Linked DNA regions of Homo sapiens: region 1 is linked to region 2. A link is an interaction called in ENCODE POLR2A ChIA-PET data of the cell type or tissue named here. Cell type or tissue: Panc1. All regions are shown on one strand. Links, peaks and the distances in the headings refer to the core of each region. The heading gives the core; the rest is flanking DNA.

Region 1 (11,092 bases), core at 1,891-9,890, 86 kb before region 2:
CCACCACACCCAGCCCTCCTTGACTTTTTAATGCATTTTGCTTTATTTACTTATTTTCTAGGTTGTTTGGTTAATAATAGATGAGTTGAAACAAGCATGAATGAGTTATATATGAAAATACGTATATTATTTCTAGGGACAGACATGTTCTTATACTGTATTGTAATATGTTATAATAATACATGTAGTAATAATATTATATAACATATGATAGTTTCTAATGACAAGCATGTTTTTATTTTTTGTGCTTTACAAAACTTCTCTCATAAACTACATGAAGAAGTAGTAGATGAGCTAGAAGCAACTGGTGGAAATTTGGATGATGATGCAATCATAAACTGCGGAACTTAACTTTCTGATTCTTGTCTTTAATTTCTAGACTGCCATCAGCCTAGCTCTGTAACAAAGAGAAATTAGAGTAGTCCAGGAAAAAAGCACTAGTCTAGAAGTCTAAGGAAACCAAAGAAACTTGAAATATCTAATTCTACCTCTATTTTCTGTGGTTTTTGCTTTGTTTTCATGGGAAGCTATTTTCAAGGGAAGTATGTAATACATTTTCTTCATAAAAGTGCTGCATCCCTTTAACATCCTATGACTGCTAAATCTGATGTCACAACATCCAAGGATAACTCTACTGCAAATGCTAGTAGTGATACTAATAATATCTAATGTGTATTGAGTGATTACCATACGGCCAACTTATTCTAAGTGCTTTATGTGGATATTGTGAAATTGTATAAGAATTCTCAAAACACAAACATTTCAACTCAAGCTAATGAAAAATGCACTGTGTCTAATTGTCTTTTGTTGGAATCTAGCCTAATGAAATAATTCAGAGTATGGAAAATGTGATTTGCATGATTATATTACTCAGAATATGAAACCACAGGGAAATAGTTGAGTAAAACATGGCATATCCACCTAATGAAACATGAGTTATACATGTTAAGTGATCATATAACTCATGTTTTCTTTGTGATTATTCCTTTAATGCCTAACAGCCCATTTGGAATGTGACCTATAATTGTCTGTTTTCTTCACTACCATATTATTGGTGCTGCATAGTGTCTATGCAAAATTGGCATTCAATTTATTTTGTTAAATTATTAAATAAGCAATATAGAAATAAGAAAAACTGCTAGTAACCAACTATCAAATAAAACAAGGAAGAAGATCACAGTGGTGAGTTTACAACTATGTAACACAGGTCTATCAAAAAGACTGGAGTAGAATACTTAGAATGATAACTTTCCTGTGCAGGTAAGGTTATAAAATTTAGTTTTTACTATTTTTACAATATGGAAGCCATAACAGGAGTCTAAATGAAACTTTTCCAGTCTGTGCATTAAGACTGAGAACAATAGCTTTTAAGTGCTTATAGGTTCTCATGAAGGGTCGAAAACATCTGTGCATGACTTCTAGGCCCTTCTATCTCCATTCTCTCCATACTAAGAAAGGATAAGGATGGAAGGTTGGGAGAAATTTCTTTGGAGAGATTTGTTGGAGTGCTATGCTTTTCCCAGCCACCTTCAAAGGCTGGTTTAGGAATACCTCTCAGGGAGCTTGATGTGGGTCCGTGAAGTTTGAAGGGCACAGACACATACCTGACTTTGACTTAGACAAGTCCATAGTCAGGGCTGTGAGCAGAGAGAGCTACCAGAGAAGTCATCCCTCATCCTGGATTCTGTGAGAAGCATCCTACCAGAAGCAGGAGAGCTGCTGTACTGCACAACTCCATGGGAGACGTGATGGAACTGAAGGGTGAGCCACAGATAACCAGGGGAGGGTGCAGTGGGAGAATCTAAGAGAAGGAGGTCACGAAAGAATCACAGAACCCACAAAGGTGCTCCATGAGAGAAACCATCACATAGAATACAGCCAGAAAACAAGGAATAAGAAGAGAAAAGAGGGCCCTCTCTCTCCGCATTTTCCCTCTGCAAGTGTTCAAGCATGGGTCAGGTGAAACTGTGCAGGCCAGGAGCAAAGCTTTAAATTTCTTGACAGATTGGAAATGTTGACCTAGGTTAAGCTGGGCTTCTTAATACATGAGAATGACAATATTTTAATATACAAATATGGCTAGAAAAAAATGATGGGGTTTGCTTTAGATATCTTTGCATGATGGAGAAAAGAGAGCAAATAGAGCAGTTCTGAAATATTGTGGTGTGAGAAAAACAAAGCTACTTCATGATATGACTCCACAAATCCTAGCTTATTCATTAAGCTAGTTCTCTTGGGCAAATGAAAAAAATATGCATTATGCCTTTTTAATTTTATGTGTGTGTATACACATACATATTACTTCATGAGAAATTGTGTTTCTTAAAGACAAACACTAAAGTAATAGCCATTTCCATTATAAAGAACAGAAGGGGCGGGGGCAGTGGCTCACATCTGTAATCCCAGAACTTTGGGAAGCTGAGGAGGGCAGATCAGTTGAGCCTAGAAGTTTAAGACCAGCCTGGACAACATAGGGAGGCCCTGTTTCTACAGAAAATTTTAAAAATAGCGAAGTGTGTGGCACCTGTAGTCCCAGCTACTCGGGAGGCTGAGGTGGGAAGATCACTTGAGCCCAGGAGGTTGAGGCTGCAGTGAGCCATGTTTGTGCCACAGCACTCCAGCCCGAGTGACAGAATGAGACCCTGTCTCAAACAAACAAAAAAAACAGAAGGAGGAAAATCTATGGCTCTATGGTAAATCTTGATGTATAAAGTTGGTATAAAGAAGCGGGGAAGAAAGAAAAATTCCAGTCACCAAGTATTGATTAATTTCCTGTGCTAATACTCTGTTTGCCTCTCCAGACCTACTCTCCATCATCTCTTCCCCACTCTGAGTCTTGGGAGGCAGACGTCCATGGACTGCTTCACTCTCAACCTCCTTGACTTTACTTGGGTTTGGCCAATCAGAAGCATTAGTAGAAGATGAAGGAGAAGGAAGAGAGAGAAGCTGGAGTACTTATTCCCTGACCTTCCTGCCCTCCGCTAGGCCAAAGGTTTGGGCAATGGTTGCATTCTCCTAGATTCCTCTAGGTTGCTTTGTATCCTCGGCTTTTCTCAGAAGGTTCCTCTTTCAAGGATTCTGTTTGGTTTGCACTGGGTTCCAGTAAGATCACTTGCCTTCCCCTTCAGGGTTGAGGGTGGCCATGGCTTCCTAATGCATCCTAGGTATCTCATCCTCCCACATTGGTTCCAGTTCCCTGCCCACACCTCTTCAAAGAGAACCTTTGTTAAACTCTATCCATTAAAGCTTTGAACCTTTGTTAAACTCTATCCATTAAAGCTTAAGGACCTTCTGGTTCCTTAGAAGAGTCTAATAAAACAGTACCTATACTGAAGATCTTTTTCCATTTCTATTCAAGAGGAGGAGGCAAGGTAATTCCTTCCAAGGAATTTAGTTGCAATTAATGATAAACATGTTTATGATGTGCCAAGCATAATATTAGGCACTGTGGAGGGAACAACAGGGGTATGAGATTCCCGTTACTAGAATAGTGAGCTTGGAATCCAACATTTACTGACAAGATATTGGTCTAGAAAGAATAATTTCATCCCTAATAATTTTATAAGATTGTTATAGGAAGAAAAGAAAACACTGTACATGAAAGTGTGTTTTGCACCTCAGGCATCAGCATCTTTTCCGAGTTTCACAAGGCTGTGGCCACAGTGCATTGGCTCTGATTGTTCCTTAGCAAAGAGGGAAGGCTAATTCTTGGAGGATAGCACTCAAACTACAGGTGAGATAGTAGCCATGGGAAAAATGCTCCCATCAGGAACTTCTTTCTGGAAAAGTAAGAAGGAGACAAAAGAGGCAGGAGAAAGAAAAGTCACTAGGATGCCCTGAGACTCCAGCCTTTAACAGGCACTCCTAAAGCTTCACCCTGTACAGACCTCAATCTTTGTTTCCCAGTGACACTGTTTGCAGCTTTATCTTTGCCATCTTCCTTCCAGCATTTGAATGACTTCTCACTTTCCTATGTTGTTCACTACTTCCAGACCCCATAGAAGCCACAAGATACAACATTATCTGATGTAGACACCACATGTGAATGCATTTTGTGGACTGCAGGAAACCACTTAGGCAGACTGATTCAGACGGAGACAGCTTTACAAGGCACACTCCCTGCTGAGGCTGTGTCACTGCCATTCAAAAGCTGTGTGCTGTTCTGAAGTTCAAACACCATAGGCACATCATCGCCTCCAACAATCAGGAATGGCAGAGATGAGATTAAGTAATGGTCTCTAAACATCAGTTTGCTGGTGTTACATACTTAATGAGACTTTTAAAATGTGTACATATATTTTTTTAAATTTTACTTTAAGTTCTGGGATACATGTACAGAACATGCAGGTTTGTTACATAGGTATACATGTGCCATGGTGGTTTGCTGCACCTACCAACCCATACACATTAAAAAATGTGTACATATTTTTAAACCACTCAGAAATTGTAAAATGCTTGTGCTTTTGAGGCTAGTTGGGTGTATTAATTTTCCGTTGCAATGAACTCAGTTGATTCTAATATATGCCTCAATATTTGAGGATCAATACATGCCAGGAAGGAGTTTGCTAACTTTTTATTTGCCCTTTCCTTTTTAGACGATATCATTCATAAGAAAGAAATGTAATACATTGATTTGAAATTTGGCTCAATGAAAAATCAGTGCCCTCTGGGCAGCAGCTTTAAATTAATCATCAGTGCATTTATTGAGTTGCTACTAAGGGTCTACATCTCTGTTACTTGGATGGTGGCATGTTACTAAGCTATCTTTTTCTGCAAAGTGGGAAAAAGATGCTTATGCATAAGTGTAATGCTTCCAGAATAGAAAACTTTTCTGAAGTTTGCATTGAGTATGTATGCTTACATAATGAGGAAAATAAACAATTAGGCCATTTGAAAAAGAATAAGTGAAGAAGACAGGTAAAATGTGTGACCCTAACCATCACTACCCTTTTCTTTTTTCCTGGTACTTCTTTCCCATCTAATGTCTCTCCAAGATTTCCAATTTTTCTGCCATAAGCAAAAATCTTTAGTACAATTAAACCTTTAGAACACCATTTGAATAACTTGTCAGCATTATATTCCGTTTCTTCAGAAGAAGTCCATTTATATTCAACAAACATATATCAATAACCTTCAATGTAATATTGAATGAGGTAATACATGCAAAGCACATATAGGAAGTTTACTGCTCAATAAGTGTTAGTTGCATGATGAAGATAATCATCATGATGATGGTGATTTTCCAAGCATTGTGCTAAATGCAAAGATGTACGCTTGTGAACAAAAAAGATATGGTCCCTGCCCTTAAGTGCGTTTCTTTCTGGTTGGACAAGACAGAAAACACACAAAACCAGTAAGATAGTACCAGTATGATAAGTGCTGCTTTTCTATCAAGTGTTTTGTTTTGATAGAAAAGGAAAGTAATTTAGGAAAGTAATTTTTAAATGATTTGAGTCTCATGTAAAGGTTTGAACCAATGGATCTGAGGTTGCTTCCTCAGATATTTAATAATATACATATGAAATATATATTTGTATATAATTTGAAATATATATTATAAAATATAGATGTACATATATATAATTTGAAACTAACTCTCTTAATTTAAGAGATTTGTTTATACCTCTAAAAAAAACCAGGTAATTTCTCATCTCTTCTTTCACTTAGACTGCACTTGGTTGCATCTGTGTTTACTAACTTAACTTATCAGGAGCAGAATGCAATCTCTAGAATCATCTTCTGGGAGGGAGGGAGAAACACAAGAATCATTCTCCTCCAGTGAAGAACTGAGATAACAGAAAAAACAACTTCTAAATAGAATCTACCCTTCAAATTCCTTCCTAAAATTAGTCATTAAGATCATTTAAAAAATTTTTCTTTTTCCTTAGTGTAATCTAATTACTAAATAGTTTAGAGGAAATCCTAAGGAAATAAGAAAACTGGTTAAAAGGGAAAGTAAATTAGTCTTTGAAGTACAATCCTAAAGCCTGAGTTTTTTCTGTTTCTCTGCAAGCATGATGTTTTTGCGTAATTTAATTGGCTCATTTCTCATTTTTTGTCATCTCTTTCTTGTTTCCTAGCTGAGGGAAAGACCACTGTACTTTGTGCCATTGTTTTAACTTCTATCAAAGGCCTTATTATGCATACCCTGTCAAAAGTAATATCAAAATCCATAGTCCTTACTTTCAACAGACTTAAATATAATTGGACTTAAAACCACCAATTACGTCCTCAATTCAGCTGGTGTTTAAGGTGAAAAATGCAATTTCCCTAGAGGAAATAGGAACACACTGAATTTATAAAATACTTTCAAAGGGATTTTATAATTGTCCCTTTTCCCTGCCAGGCCTATGTCCCACTGCACCTCTCCAAGCACAGGAGATTCCTATCGTGCCACGTTGCCCACTGTTCCCAAAACACACCCTGCACCTTCCCCTAGCAATGCTTTTGCTCCATGTTTCCTCTGCAGGGAATGCCTTGCTCCCTCCTGCAATTCCCCTCCTGAAATCCAACTCATCCTGCCAAGCCCAGCTCAGATGTTACCTCCTTCTTAAAGCCTCCCTCATTGCCAGAATTATTCTTCCCTTATTGTTGCTCTGCTATAACTAACTTCTCTCATTGTACCTGATTTTAGAGGTGTTTGTGGTCCTACTGTTTCTCTTTCTGCATTTCTACACTGTAGATTTTTTTTTTGGGCGGGGGACAGGGTCTCATTCTGTTGCCCAGGCTGGAGTCATGGTACAATCATGTCTCACAGCAGCCTCAATCTCCTGGGCTCAAGTGATCCTCCCACCTCAGTCTCCTGAGTAGCTGGGACCACAGGTGTGCACCAGCAAGCCCAGCTTTTTTTTTTTTTTCACTTCTTTGTAGAGACAGGGGTCTCACTATGTTGCTCAGGCTGGTCTCAAACTGCTGGCCTCAAGCAATCTGCCCACCTCACCCTCCCAAAGTGCTGAGATTACAGTCGTGAGCCACCATGCCTGGCCTGTAAATTCTTTAAAGGCAGGAATTTTGACATTTATTTTTATATGCTTCTATCCCTTCTCAGGGTACCTTTGGCCTAGAAGGTATTCCATAATTGTTTTTAATGAATGAATAATCAACAAGTCTATGCATTGCATCCATCATGGATTGCTTCCATCATAATTCACTTATGTTCAGAATCCTTATGATAGTAGAATATGTTTTTCTCTCCCCAAAAAGAATTACTAATAGACATTTCTTTGTCTCCTCACATTTATAGAATATAAAGCCTTGTGCAGAGGAAGAGGCTAATGTTAGCTTTTTTTCCCCTGCAGCAATTTCATGGCTATAAAACCATTTTCCTCTAATCATTGCAATGAACACATAACGTGCCCTGGTAAACACTTCTGTCTGATGTGAACCTTTCCTAATGGAGTCAGCTCTCCAGCCAGGAATTTTCATTAAACAGTGCACTGTGCTGGGAGCTGTATTATGTATGCGCACAACTAGGAGCTTGACTCTTTTATCCGCACTTATAAGAGAGTTTCAGAGTAGTGGTATTTCCTACCTCTTTAATTATTGAACGTTAAGATAATTTTAACATATGTTTATTGGGGTGGTAATTTCTTTCTAATTAATTCCAGATTCTATCTCTTAGAGGATGCCCAGCCCACATGGACCCACAGTCTCCAACATGGGAATGATGTGGACACTGAAATCATTAAATCAAAGAATGTTCTCCCTCCCTAATATTTGGAAGAAACTTTTAGCACACACACAAAATAAGTGACTTTAGAATACTTCATCAGTTGAGCTAATCTGCAAATAGCAGAGCGTTTGGTTCTTACATGCATTGGGCTGATCACCAAACTAGATTAGCTCTACAAATGAAAGGCATTTTTCTTTATGAACCAGTTGAAGAGAGATGTCCCAGTTATGAAAACATTTGCAAGAAGCTCTGAGCTTTTGGCCACCCTTTTCAGACCCCCTAGACCCTCTCTGTGGCACTTAACTGGGTTACCTCCCTTTCTAGCTATTAAATTTTCAGACAGGCCCCAGATTATGCTCTCAAGAATGGATCCAGTGACTATTTGGGTTTTCCCCCCCACAATACGTTCCCGGAGACGAAGCCATGCTGTGCCAGCAACAGACTCGTCAGAAGAGGCTGCCTCTCAGTTGTGCTGTGGGTGCCTTGAGATCCAACCGAGCACTGCAGACGGTTTCCCTCCAAGCTTGAGACTCCACTGTGTCCAAAAATAACTAGACAGGCAGGTTTGGATCTAGGAAACTTTTTAGCTCATAGACATATTTAATAATGGAAACATTGGTCCAAAATTTCCTACAGAGACCTCTGCTTTGGAAATGGTTTTATTTATATACATAGCTACAAAAATACCATTTTTGAAATAGTTACGTGGGGCCCAGTATTTAATCTTTTTGTAACTTCTAGAGAAGTTCTTTTTACTGGTAAGATCAAAAACTTTTCTGTTTTTCTTCAGCAACCATGTCTACAAACATAACCAAGACTACAAAAAAAAAAAAAAAAAAAAAAGTAAAACAGAGCCCACTCATCTACTTCGGGTTTGATGCTTCATTGATAAGGACTTTCTTTTCCTGAAAATCTGGGCGCGTTTTGGTCTCTTTTGTTTTTCAGCTACTCTCCTATATTTAGACAGGCAAAAATTGTTGCGGATATTTTTATTTCATTTAATGCTTAGCGATGCCGTATTGTCATTATGCTGCTCAAAATAAGTTTCATAATTCTTATAATTCCAAGGGAGTTTTGAATTCCCTGGAAAATGTTGCAAAATGTTTTAAATCTCATTAAATCCAAAAAATACTCTTTAATCAGCAGAATGTGAACCACTCCATTTTCCATTTTCCAACATCACCTTAATTGACTCACAGCTGAAGTCCACTGTTACTGCTCCAACACTGGATGGAAAAAAAAAAAAAGTAGGCATTTTCCTGTAGCAAAGACAGTGGGGACCTGAGCCAAAACCAGGAGAAGCAGTAAGAGATCTTCCTTTATTAGATCTTTTTACATTTCAGACTGGTGCTGAAAATACAGCAGCAAACAAAACCCAGACCTAACAAGCTCAGAGGAGAAACAGACTTGGGCTTTGAAGGTGTGCGATTCAAGGACTGGCTCTGCTACTCCTGGTATAAACTTTAAGTTACTAAATTCCACAAAGCCTGTATTTTTTCGTCTGTGAGATGGGGGCAATAACTTCCTGCTTTCCTATCGCCAAAATTATTTGTAGAGTCAAGTGATGTATGTTACATATAGAAGTACTTTGTAGGCTGGGCCCAGTGGCTCACACCTGTAATCCCAGCACTTTGGGAGGCCGAGGCGGGCAGATCACCTGAGGTCAAGAGTTCAAGACCAGCCTGGCCAACATGGTGAAACCCCCGTCTCTACTAAAAGTACAAAAATTAGCTGGGCGTGGTGGTGGATACCTGTAAACCCAGCTACTCATGAGGTTGAGGCAGGAGAATCGCTTGAACCTGGGAGGTAGACAGCCAAGATGGTACCACTGGACTCCAGCCTGGATGACAGAGCAAGACTCTGTCTAAATTTTTTTTTAAAGGTCTTTGTAAACTATTTAGACTCACAGAAACACAAAATATTACTTTCACAAACAGAAATGGAGTAAGCTATTTTAGAATTATACCTACTATAATTTCTTCCAGGTTATGAAATACTTTTTAATTTTTCTAATCATTTTCCTAGTTGTGGTTAAGAGACTATTGCTGCAGTAGAGGAATTTTCTGCCTATCCTGATTTTTGTCAAGAGGATTATCAGAAGGCAAGACTACTGAACACATGTTCTGTTACCTCTTTCACATGCAGGACAAGCATACAGGAACTCTAACAGAATGCAGTATCGCCTGCGTGCCAGCCAGGCCCTGCGTGAAGCACAGCCTCCAGTGCTCTCTCTCCAGCTGTTGGGTGTTTTCTGGATTCAAATCACTCACTGTCATGACAAGCAGACCCTCCAATATGTATAATGGCACAAATACAAGAGAAGTTTACTTCTTGCTCATATGAACACCAAAATAGGTGTTCCTGAAGGGCAGAGGCTGTTCTCCAAGCAGCGTCTGAAGCACCAGGCTAGTTCCATCTTCTGGCTTCACCATCTCCAACACAGAGTTCCCAAGGTCAGTAAGTTCGTCTGCATGGAGGCAATAGCAAGAGAAGAAGAGAGCGAGAAGACTCACTTGCTCCTTAACCACTTCTGCCTGGAAGTGATGCGTATCACTTCTGCTTACACTCCACTGGCAAGGACCCATCACATGGTCCCATCTACCTGCAAGAGGAACTAGGAATTAGAGTCTCTGGCTCTGAGCCATATTATGAAGTCATAGCTTCATAATATGGAAGTCATAGCTTCATAATATGGAAGGGGATCATTAATTTTGGTGGACAATTTGTTTGCAGTCTCTGCCACAGTATCACTTACACAAAAGGCCCAAGGAATATCACAGCTGAAGAGGACCTAGAAGTTATCTATCTCAGCATTTCTTGAACTTTTTTGACTATCACCTACAGAATGAAATAAATCTTACATCACAACCCAGTATACCACACATGTGTGAGTATCTGAAACATTGTATAAAATGTTATTTCCTCTCAAGCATGATGCACTGGTACTTTCTATTCTTTAATTCCATTCTATGTAATTTTCTTCTTTTTTGAGACAGAGTCTAGTCCTGTTGCCCAGGCTGGAGTGCAGTGCACAATCTCAGCTCACTGCAACCTCTTCTTCCCATGTTCAAGCGATTCTCCTGCCTCAGCCTCCCGTGTAGCTGGGATTACAGGCACCTGCCACCATGCCCGGCTAATTTTTGTACTTTTAGTAGAGACGGGGTTTCACCATGTTGGCCAAGCTGGTCTCGAACTCCTGACCTCAGGTAATCCACCCACCTCGGCCTCCCAAAGTGCTGGGATTACAGCCGTGACCCACTGCACCTGGCCATAATTTGATATTTTTTATCACTAGTTTTGATGCACCAACTTGATTTCTCAACCTACTATTGGGTTGTGACCCACATTTGGGCCGAGCTCATTATTTAGAAATGACACAGATGAGGTTTGGAGGAGGGGTTCTGTGACACACCTGAAGTC
Region 2 (11,092 bases), core at 1,345-9,344:
ATAATATGAAACTCTTCTTTGTTTTAGTTGTACGGACTAAGCCAGAATCACTTATCTCCCCAGGAATCAGGGTATTTCACATAAGTCAGTTTAGGAATTAAGCAATAACAACAGCCAAAGTAAATTGATGCTGTCAAAGGAATTGTATGTTTCATTACTTGTATATCAGGGGTTGAATGTAAAAAAATACCTCTTTAGCCTTTGCTGTAAGCTGATACATCAGGAAAGAGCTGTAATAATTGCTATAGGTATAAGTATAGGTATACGAGAGACAAAGTATACTAGGATAAGCCCTCAAAGAATTATTTGGTGAACTGACAAGTTGTCTTTAAAAAGTCAGCCATTCGGAACATTTCTCTTGGCAGCTCTCAAATCTGACTTACAGTGTGTACTGTGGCAGCCAATTTTGTAGGAAAAATGCATAATTAATGTGAAGATCAAGGTACAGGTATTGCCAGTCAGTACCTAACACACAGTTTCTTAGAACAAAGGAGCAATTGAAGTTGTCTTTTGATAGGGTAATCCTGATTTGTCATTTTGTGGGTTTCAATTCTTAGTAAAAATGGGGGAAAAAACCCAACTCTAGGAGTAATATTTCATATCTGAGAGGTACTTTGTTGCAGAGTTTATAACCAACTGTTGTCTAGTCAAGAAAGCTATCTTTGGTTTTTGAGATCTCGAATTTTTATAGCCTTTGAGCTTGCTCATTTTTGTCTTAGGATTATTCTGGTTTCCCTCCAGTCATTTTAGTTTTTGCAAGGGAGAAACAGTATCACTTATGGACCCAAGGCCAAAAAGGCTTCAAATCTCGACAGAACATGACCACCAACTTGGCATGTTGGTACTAGCAAGTTAAATTTGAACTTACTATGCAACTAGTGAATAGTTAGAACTGTGAACAGAGAATTAGCTATGGGATCTGCAGGTTGGATTTACAGCATGGCTCCATTGTGTGGTAGCTGTCTACCCCTGGGCAAACAGCTTTCCTATCCCTGAGAGTCCTCAGCTCTCAAATGGAGATAATGACTACTATATAGTCAGAGATCATTTGGAGGGTCAGATGTATTGAGCAAACCATTGGTTCACCCAAAAGTTTGCTTATGATTTGTTTCTAGGTGATTAATAATGGCTTGAGCCATTATACCATTTAAAATATTTAATGAGAATATTTTAAATATTCTCATGAGCCAATATACCATTTAAAATATTTTCAAATGAAGTATGGGAATATTTGTAAGATAAATGTAGAAATATATAACTCCTGGGGCTAACCTCACCAGACCCTTCTAACTCTTTGCTTAGACTTTATCCAGTAATAATGGGACAGGCCCTTTTACTGCCCTGGAAACCCCTGGTGCCTAGCTTAGAGTCTCTCAGAGTTTGGATGCTCACACCCAGGGCATATTCCTCTAATGAGGGAAGGGGGCCTTTTGACTTCAATAGGTGGTTCCTTTGATCACAGTAAAGACCTTTATAGAAATAGGCATTTAGATCTATTATGTTGTTCTAAGATAGAAACAAAACTGGTATTTGATGTGTATTTTACTCTTCAATAAGAAAGGCTCAGAGAAAAAGACTATAAGGTAGAAAAAAGATTTCAGAAGATTGCATTACAGAAAATTATAGGCAACTCTTTTATTATTAAAGTAATGCAAGTGCTGGAGGGGACAGGAAAGGGAACGGGAATTTGGGAACTTTGACACTGGGTAGCATCCGTGCAGAGGTTTTTGGAGGTCTCTCTTGGTTCTTCCCCCCAGTTCTGGTGATGTAGTGAAGGGCTCAGAAACTGCTTCTGGGTCTGACTGCAAGAGAGTAAATCCCAACCCTGGGGCTGCACTGACTCCCTTATCCTGGGCGGCTATGTTCTGACCTCCTTGGCTTTTATGGCCTCCCATACAGTCACTGTGGATCGCCCTTTATCTTAGTCCCTTAAGACAACAGGATTTGCTCATTGACCACCCTTGCTTGGACTATACTGTAGGACCTTGAAGGTGTTTCAGGCAATTAATGATTGAAATGTCTCTGTGGAGTTCCTGAGGGATGTAAGTGTGTGAGCTAAGTGCTGGACATTTTAGACAAACCTCTGTGACTGCTTTGCAGTAGAGAGCCCACCCAAGGCCCACTGGTCCCAGGACTCTCTGAGCATGCCAGGTGGTGAGGGTCAACCTGCTTGCTATTCTCATTTGGAATCAATTTCTAAATTTTATTTCTCCTTCGACACAGGGAACTATTCTGAATTTCCCTTCTTTGCTTTGGTACCAAAGCTTTCATTGAGCTCATCAGCTATTTCCTGAGTGTCTCCTCTGCACCAGGCACTGTGAGAGGAACAAAGGGAAATCAGGTCTTGAAAGGAAAGAATGTGCATGCCTTAGGTAAGAAGCAAGATGTGTCTCCAGAGTTGAGAGAAGGGAGAACTGAAGATGCAGTGAATTTTTTTCTGTTGTACTTTCTATACAATAAATTTTACTTCATAAAAATCTATACTAATATCCATTTGTGTGGCAAATTCCATTATAATGAAAATCTCTGTTATCCAGCAACTTAGGCAAGTATCAGCAGAGCACAATTTCAATACAGCAGAAGACTTTGGAGAGTCCCTTGGAGTGAGCTGAAATGGGATTTGACCTATATATTAAGCTTTTCATGGTTTTGATATTTTTCATTTCCATGTGTCAACAAATACCCGACTTGATATTAAAGCCAGTTAAATCAATATTTCTTGCTGTAGTCAAGGTACAGCAACATATATCCAAGGGCAACAACTCCCCAACAGCCATATTTTGTTGAGAATATATATTTTATCATAAACCTGATTGAACTACCTTCAGAGGAAAAGGATGAAAACATCAACATAGCTATCATAAAAAAAGAAAAGCCAGGGAATCTATAATCTTGTACCTTACCCCTCATTTAAACAATTCCATAATTTATTTTGCTTTCTTTAATCATAAGGAATGACAACATGGAAAATATTTTTATTGTGATAGCTGTGGTTTCTTTCTCTATCCTCAAATAGAGCTGCTTTAATCCTTCTCCCAAATTCCGTCCCATTCAAAGGATTTTTGAGCAGGTACATGTGAGCAAAGTGGCAGGTACAGCTGAATCCAAGATTCTTGGACTGTAGGAATCTTTTTATTTATTTATTTTTTTAGACAGAGTCTCACTCTGTTACCTAGGCTGGAGTGCAGTGGTGCCATCTTGGCTCACTGCAACCTCTGCCTCCCGGGTTCAAGTAATTCTGCTGCCTCAGCCTCCCGAGTAGTTGGGACTACAGGTGCACACCACCACGCCTGGCTAATTTTTGTATTTTTAGTAGAGATGGGGTTTCATCATGTTGGCCAGGCTGGTCTTGAATTCCTGGCCCCAAGTGATCTGCCTGCCTTAGCCTCCCAAAGTGCTGGGATTTCAGGTGTGAGCCACCGCCCTGGCCAGACTGTAGGAATCTAATAATCAAATAATTGTAATGGGAAGGAGAGTGGAGTAGAAGCCCATTTCTACTTACTCTTTCTCTGAAGTTTTAACTGTTTGACAATTTCTGGAAGTCACCTATTACAAACTCAGTATTTCTATAAACAAATAGTCTGATGCATCAGTTTATAAACACCAACACATTTATTTACTATGTGTTATCAGAAAAGCCTCACTTATCTTCCTTGTGTTCTTTGACTAGGTGAGTACTTAACCATTTATTGGGCTCCTACTCTGTGCTAAGCACTTAAAATATTTCACCTCTCACAGGCAAAATGATGCTCAAGGCACATGCTATTGTTTATATTTTCCAGATAAACATGAGACTTCAGCTGCTAAGTAACTTATCAAAGGGCACCCAGGTAGAAAGGGTGTAGTCTGAGGTTTGAACCCAAGTTTGTCTGATTCCAGAGCCTTTTCACTTTTTTAGAGATGGGGTCTTGGGCTCTTCACAGATGCAATCATAGCACATAATAGCCTTGAACTCTGGGCTAAAGCTATCTTCTTGCCTCAGCCTCCCAGGTAGCTGGAGCTACAAGGGCTTGCCACCATGCCCAACTCCTTTTCACTTTTTTAAGGCTGTTTTCCATAATATATTCTGAGATTGAAAACAAAAATTCAGATTGTTAAAGTAGTACATACTCACTATAGAAAATTTAGAAAGCAGAGAAAATTATTAAAAAGAAGAAAAATTACCAATAATCCTTCACCCTAGGGATTATCACTACTGAAATTTCAATCGTTTTTCTCTCTAGGCTTAAGAAAGCTATTTATCCAAATGAGCATTTTTCCTCAAAGTTGTCCTCTTTGAGGAAAGATGTCCTCTTTGAGGTTTATGCATGTATTCCAACAATGTTGCCATTGCATAAAATAATTGTGGAATCCCTTTCAGAGCCAGTTTAGGAACCAACTTTTCTATAGACTCCCAAGCACAGGTTACTTTGGTAGAAACATAGTAAAGACAGTATATCTGCTACCTGAAAACCTATCAGAATAATGCATGATATGTTTGAGCATTCTTTTTTTTTTCGAGACGGAGTCTTGCTCTGTCACCCAGGCTAGAGTGCAGTGGTACAATCTCGGCTTACTGCAACCTGCAGCCTCTGCCTTCCCAGTTCAAGCGATTCTCCTGCCTCAGCCTCCCAAGTAGCTGGGATTACAGGCGTGTGCCACCATGCCCGGCTAATTTTTTTTTTTTTTTTTTTTTTTTTAGCAGAGTTGGGGTTTTGCCATGTTGGCCAGGCTGGTCATGAACTCCTGACCTCAGGTGATCCACCTGCCTCGGCCTCCCAAAATGCTAGGATTACAGGTGTGAGTCACCATGTCCGGCCCTGTTTGGCCATCCTGTACCTTCTGAAATCCTATGCTGCAAATATTTAACCATCCTATTAAAAATGCCATCATTGAGCCAGGCGTGGTGGCTTACACCTGTAATCCCACCACTTTGGGAGGCCGAGGAGGGCAGATCTCTTGAGGTCAGGAGTTTGAGACTACCCTGGCCAACATGGTGAAACCCCATCTCTATTAAAAATACCAAAATTAGCCCAGTGTGGTGGCATGCACCTGTAATCCCAGCTACTTGAGAGGCCAAGGCAGGAGAATCACTTGAACCTGGGAGGCGGAGGTTGCAGTGAGCCAAGATCATGCCACTGCACTCCAGCCTGGGTGACAGAGCGAGACTCCGTCTCAAAAAAAAAAAGCTATCATTGCCCTCTCTTGAGTTGTAAATATCTTGTGCTGACTTCTATTGTAGTGGCAGATGGAATTTACCAAAGTGCTGCTTCTTTCCATGTCAAAGATTGATGGATATTTTGGGGAATGTCTAAAAGTCTTTATTAAAAATTTAATCCATAAATGTTTAATATCTCATTTGACAACTCATGTTATTTATTGCTTTGTCAACACAACAATGTTTGCCTTTTGTGGGGCATAAAGAAAATTAGAAAATTGTTTTTGTCAAAAGTGTGAAAAGCATATTTTAAAATCAATTCCTTTTTAATGGAAGTATTACACTCACTAAATTATTACCCTCCAAGGAGTTTTTGTGAAAGCAAATGTATCTAGGTGAGATGAACTGATCTTTATATAAAGTCAGTTGCATTTATGTAGAAGTAAATGTTTCCCGTAGAAGCAGGCGTGTGCGGGCACACACACACACACACACATACACACGCAAACAAAAGATTTCTGTCAAAATAGCCATTGGTATACTTTATTAAAGAAAGTCAATTAAGTACCAGCTGAGTTCTTGTCACTTCGGTTTGTTGCATACAACACTACTAACTTGTAGAAAACAAATCTAACTTCCACCCAAGCATCCCATTGGTTTTCTTGTTTCTGCCTTATTTTTCACAGACATTCTTACCCTCCCCATCTGCTTAGCATGACACCCTACCCCTTCCCAGTCTGCTGGACACTTGGGGCACGTGGATCCTGGGTGTTAGACTGGTACAGATTGGGACAGACCAAGTGTGTACAGTTGTCCTCAGGGCTGCATTCTTCCCTTGTCTTCTGGTTGCCAAGATTTCATAGGATGAGAATTCACCATGCTTATGGAGGTCATTACAAAGTGTAGGCTGTGTCCTGTGTTATATCTTTGGCATTATTCATGGTGCCTAACATTGTGTTCAGTCAATGTTTGTTGGCTAAATGAAGGGTTATATTTTTTCAAAACTGGACTGGTAGGGAGAAAAAGTTAGTCCAAAAGAAAGTCACAGTTGTAAAGTAGAATCTCAGGGCTTAAAGTCTTTAGGTCAATCCTCTTATTTAAAGATTAAGCCCAGAGAGGTCAGCTGGCTTGGAGAAGGTCACCCAGAGAGTTGGTGCCAGAGCCAGGAACAGCATCTCGTGTCCTGAGGCCCCGTCCCCTTCTTTCCAGTGCCTCCCTCGCGGTTGTTCTCCAGTCATTTTGTGGAGGTCAATCTTCTGAGTCTCGTAGGACCAGTTAGCGGAGCATTTGAATCCCCACACAGTACTCAGCAGAGCATTAGAGACATAGGCATTATTAAGAAATATGTGAAGTGATGGGTGACCGAGTGAGTGATTGATTGGTTGACTTACGACCTTGGCACCCATCTTTCCACCTAAGTGGTTACTGGTTGAATGGTGAGTTCTTTGGGATTGTGTGTACTTTATAGGATATCTTTTGGAGAGGAGAGGATTATAACAAGAACAATAGCTAACATTAAATTGGACAAGATATTTTGGTGAATAGTCCAGGCTCTGGAACTTGATTGCCAGCTACATTTTCATGAGACAGGTGATTTGACCTCTCTGGTGCCTCATTTTCCAACACCTGTAAAGTGCCAGTAATACCAGGGCCTACCTCAGAGTATTGAAGAGTTAGCCTATGTGAAGCCCTAGAACAATGCTAGACACTTCCTAAGCAGGCAATAAATGTTAGCTGTTGTTGGTGTATTTCACTATTATATGTTAGGCAGTGTGCTAAATGCATTACATATGTTATATATCATCCAGTCAACAACTTTGTGAGGAAGGTACTGTTATTATCCCCATCTTACAGTTGAATAAACTGAGGCACAGAGAGGTTACTCCACCTACCTGGAGTCACATAGCTGTTAAGTCATGGGTGAGGACGAATTCCCTGTCTTCTTGACTCCAGATCCTGTGCTTGGGTTTTGAGTGTGATGGGAAATGGGTGGTGTGGCTACTAATTTGAGACCTGCCTGACTTCCCAAATTTCCATTTTTCCTAGAGCTCTTCAGAAACCAGGCTGCTTTCAGGAACATTGCTGTGGATTCCCAGGTGAGTAGAGATGGTCCTTCCCTCTCTGTGACCTCCTCCTGCTGCCATGGCCAGCTGTCCCTACACCTGCAGCTGCCTCCTGGGAGCCTTGTCACAGCCTTTGGCCGCCTCTGCTGCCTCTCAGGGCTCAACACCAGAGTTCTCTTTTAGAGTGTGTTGACTGAAGTTATTCCTGATAGGGCAGTGGGGTCTGGTGGATGTAAGTCAGTGCCACCCCACCCACATCCCCCTTCCCCACCTGCCTTGCCACGTCTGTGGATCTTTAGAGTAGTTTCATGCATATGAAATACTTTGAAGTACCAAAAAAAAAAAAATAGGGCTTTTAAAGACATTCTTGTGATTTAGAAAAGAATTATGGCTAAGAGTGGTGGGCTCTGGAGCCAGACTGCCTGGCTTTCCCTCCTCACAGTGATAGCCACTTTTGCTCTCACTGTCCTTCTTATTGAAGAATGTGCTCCCACGATTGCAGAAGTCTGACTTGGAATTGACAGTGCTCAGTCAGCATTGAGTGGGAGTAGGACACAGACTCCTGAGCCAGACAGCCTGGCTCTGCATCCTGCCTCTGCTGCCTAATAATCGTGCAGTCTTCGCATGTCACTTACTTTTCTGAGCCTTGGTTTCCTCTTCTTTAAGATGGGGTAATTATACCCATCTTGCAGAATTGTCAAGATGTTTTCAAGCTCATGTATGCAAGGCAAACTTACACAAAATTGATATTCAATAAAACAGTAACCAAAGATCATCCTTGGTCCAGACCCTGTTAAATAATCATAAATTCCAAATTGAGGTAGTCCAAATTAATGAAGTCTTATTGCCTCCTGGATATTTCCATTAATGTTTAATATAAACTTGATTCTTTTTCCATAAATGTAAAACTTTTGTGGTAAGATGATTGTAACTTTTTGAAAAGAGCCATAAATATTGGTGGGAGTTGGTTGTTTTCCATGAATAGAATCGAATATTTTACTTCCTCATATTTGAATCACAATGAAAGCACTTTCAGTTGTTCAAAGAGAATTAATATAGAAACAACTGTTGATTTTCTGTCTTTCTGTCTCCATACACATGTCTGCATGCACAGGCGCACACACTGCTTAGTTTTCCTTTGGTTAGGCAGCTGAAGAGTTACTATGTAGATCCTGGCAGCCTTCTACCCATCAGACAAGCAAGGGCACAATCAATTCCTGTTTTCTTGAAACGTATACCAAATAATCAGAAACTCTGATTATTCTGCTGGAAGGCAACAGCTTGATGGAAAGATGTACCAATTGAAAACAATTCTGATCATATTTTTGTCAGGAGAATGAGATGCCTCCAGCTGCCTGTCACTAATCATATTAGAGGTGGAAAGCAGGAATGTTTTACCCTGCAAAAGATTACTCTAATCATGTGTTGGAACGCTACTTGTACTGGCTGCTTATCCCAGAACGGTGACATTAGACATCCCTTCTGTAACTGGTCTTGCCAGTTGGTAGTAGTCTAAACCATATGCCACATGAGCACACTTTAGGAATTTTCTAATTACAGCTCAAAGGCTTTACTTTTATCTTTTTATGCTTGTACTGCAGACATCAGTGATTGAAAATGATTTCCCCCTCAGCATAATCCTATTGCCAGCAGTTATGAAAGACTAGGAAGATGGTAAATGAAGCCCACAATAACTGAAGAGGTGTCCGAATTCAATTATGAAGAGGCCTGTCCCATGTGGACACATAAGCCATATAAATCCATTTTAATTGTGAGCTGTGATGCTTATCTGATTATGTTTATTTTCGATGCAAGTGCCAAAGCTGGATTTAGACCAGAATTCCAGATCTTCAAGTTCTAATGACTAATTTGGGTATCCACTGAATCCCTTAATTCATTTCTTAATTTGTTCTCCCAGAATTAGAGAGTTGCTTGGTTACAGTCATTTTCACAAATTTCTCATGGATCAAAATAAATGTACATAGATGTTTTTCCCCCTAGGATTCACACATTTTGCTCTGATCTCAAGGAACTATTCTTGTTGTTATCAAAATAACAATAACAGTGCCAACAATAACAACAAAACTAACATTCTGCAAGGTAGTGTAGGGAATATAGACCGAGGCTCCAGGAGGAATGATTTTGAGTCGCACCTCAGCTACTTAACAGCAGTGGGACCTTGGTCAAGTTAGTCCCCCTCTCTGTGCCTCAATTTCTTCTTGTAAAATGGGACAAATGAGAGTATTCACCTCATTGGGTTGTTTTGATGATGATTAAACAAGCCCATATATGGAAAGTATAGGTAGGTTGATATGTGGAAAGTCCTGGCACAATAAAAAATGTTAGTTATTTTGTTGTTATTGGTAAGACAGTGGTCGACCAGAGGCAGATTTTGCTCGTACCACAGTATTGTCATCTAAGTATGTCCCATTTCTACGGTCCACTTGGAGAACATTTATGATGGTAATGAAAACACTGGAGACTCTGAATTTGGAATCAATCTCTGTTATTTGTGCTTGTACTCCTTAGTTTGGCTACAGAAATAACATTTTTTGGCTTTCCAGGCTTGATCAGTATTGAACTTGGAACCCTTTTGGTGCAAAATTGCTTTAAAATTTGAATGAACATTTTGTTCTCTTGGTATGCACAATATTAGCCCTCATTAAGAGGAAAAATTTTATTACAATATGTAAAATGTGTGTGTGTGAGAGAGAGAGAGGGAGAGGGAGAGGGAGAGACAGAGAGGAAAGAGAGAGATTTGGAAGAATCAGCTTTAGTAAGTTTACTGGAAATCTTCAAGCTTTTTTTTTTTAGAGAGACAGGGTCTCACTCTGTCACCTGGGTTGGAGTGCAGTGGCGCCAACACAGCTCACTAAAAGTTCAACCTCCTGGGCTAACACAGTTCTCTTGCCTAAGCCTCTGGTGTAGCTGGGACCACAGGTGCATGCCACCACAACTGGCTATTTTTTTTATTTTTTATAGAGATAGGGGGTCTCACTTTGTTACCCAGGCTGGTCTCAAACTGCTGGGCTTAAGCGATCCTCCCACCTTGGTCTCCCACAGTGGTGGGATTACAGGTGTGAGCCACCATGCCTGGCCCAAACTATTTTTTAATACAGTAAAATGCATTTATTATCATGGCTTAGATTTAGTGAATGTGTAGGAGTGAAAGTCTACTGAGAGAATAAATCTAGTAATTTAATGAACTTTCTTCATAGCTTCATAAGAGTTAGTTAATTATGATTTCTTAATTCATTGCCCAAAGAATGAATTACTGGAATTCATTATATTTTTTTTTTGAAAAAAAAAAACTAAGTTAGCTGCCTGTGTGTGTGTGTGTGTGTGTGTATGTATGTATCTATGTATTCTAGAGAAATATATATTATATGCATCCAGAGATGTGTAAAATATTCTCTATCAGTAGGAGAATAGATTAATAAATTGTGGTGTAATCATATGCTAGAATACTATACAGCAGTAAAAAAATGAACTAGAGCTGTACACAATAACATGGATATATCCCACAGACATGATGTTGAAAGACAGATATGGCCTGGGTTTGTTAGCTCATGCCTGTAATACCAGCCCTTTGGGAGGCCAAGGCTGGGGGGTTGTTTGAGCCCAGGAGTTCAAGACCAGCCTGGGCAACATGGTGAATCTCTTTTCTACAAATACAAAAAAAAAACACCTTAGCTGGGTGTGGTGGTGTGTGCCTGTAGTCCCAGCTGTTTGGGAGGCTGAGGTGGGAGGATCAGTTGAGCCCAGGAAGGAAAGACTGCAGTGAGCCAAGATCACACTACTGCACTCCAGCCTGGGTGACAGGACAAGACCCTGTCTCAAAAAAAAAGAGAGAGAGAGAAAGAAAAGACACAAGATTACATAGCAGTCTTTT

What was found. ChIA-PET counts read pairs that join two places held together with the same protein. Peaks named below come from ENCODE experiments on the same cell type or tissue, not always from the same donor. Only the 100,000 strongest peaks of a DNase experiment are listed, where the experiment ranks them.
Region 1: POLR2A ChIA-PET joins it to region 2 with 10 read pairs; 3 of 35 experiments call an interaction of 5 or more read pairs at or near these places.

The regions. Positions count from the first base shown.
Region 1 is chr2:200,235,396-200,246,487 of GRCh38, forward strand. No RefSeq gene overlaps it. Among named protein-coding and RNA genes, the nearest start is that of SPATS2L, 66 kb to the right of the region's middle. RefSeq lists an enhancer at 9,165-10,364. In Panc1, for the core only: no CTCF peak of the experiment used is centred there; no DNase peak of the experiment used is centred there.
Region 2 is chr2:200,322,248-200,333,339 of GRCh38, forward strand. SPATS2L (spermatogenesis associated serine rich 2 like) reads left to right here. Exons shown (of 13, transcript NM_001100423.2): 2 at 7,184-7,233. Among named protein-coding and RNA genes, the nearest start is that of SPATS2L, 21 kb to the left of the region's middle. In Panc1, for the core only: no CTCF peak of the experiment used is centred there; no DNase peak of the experiment used is centred there; H3K27ac peaks cover 2,443 bases.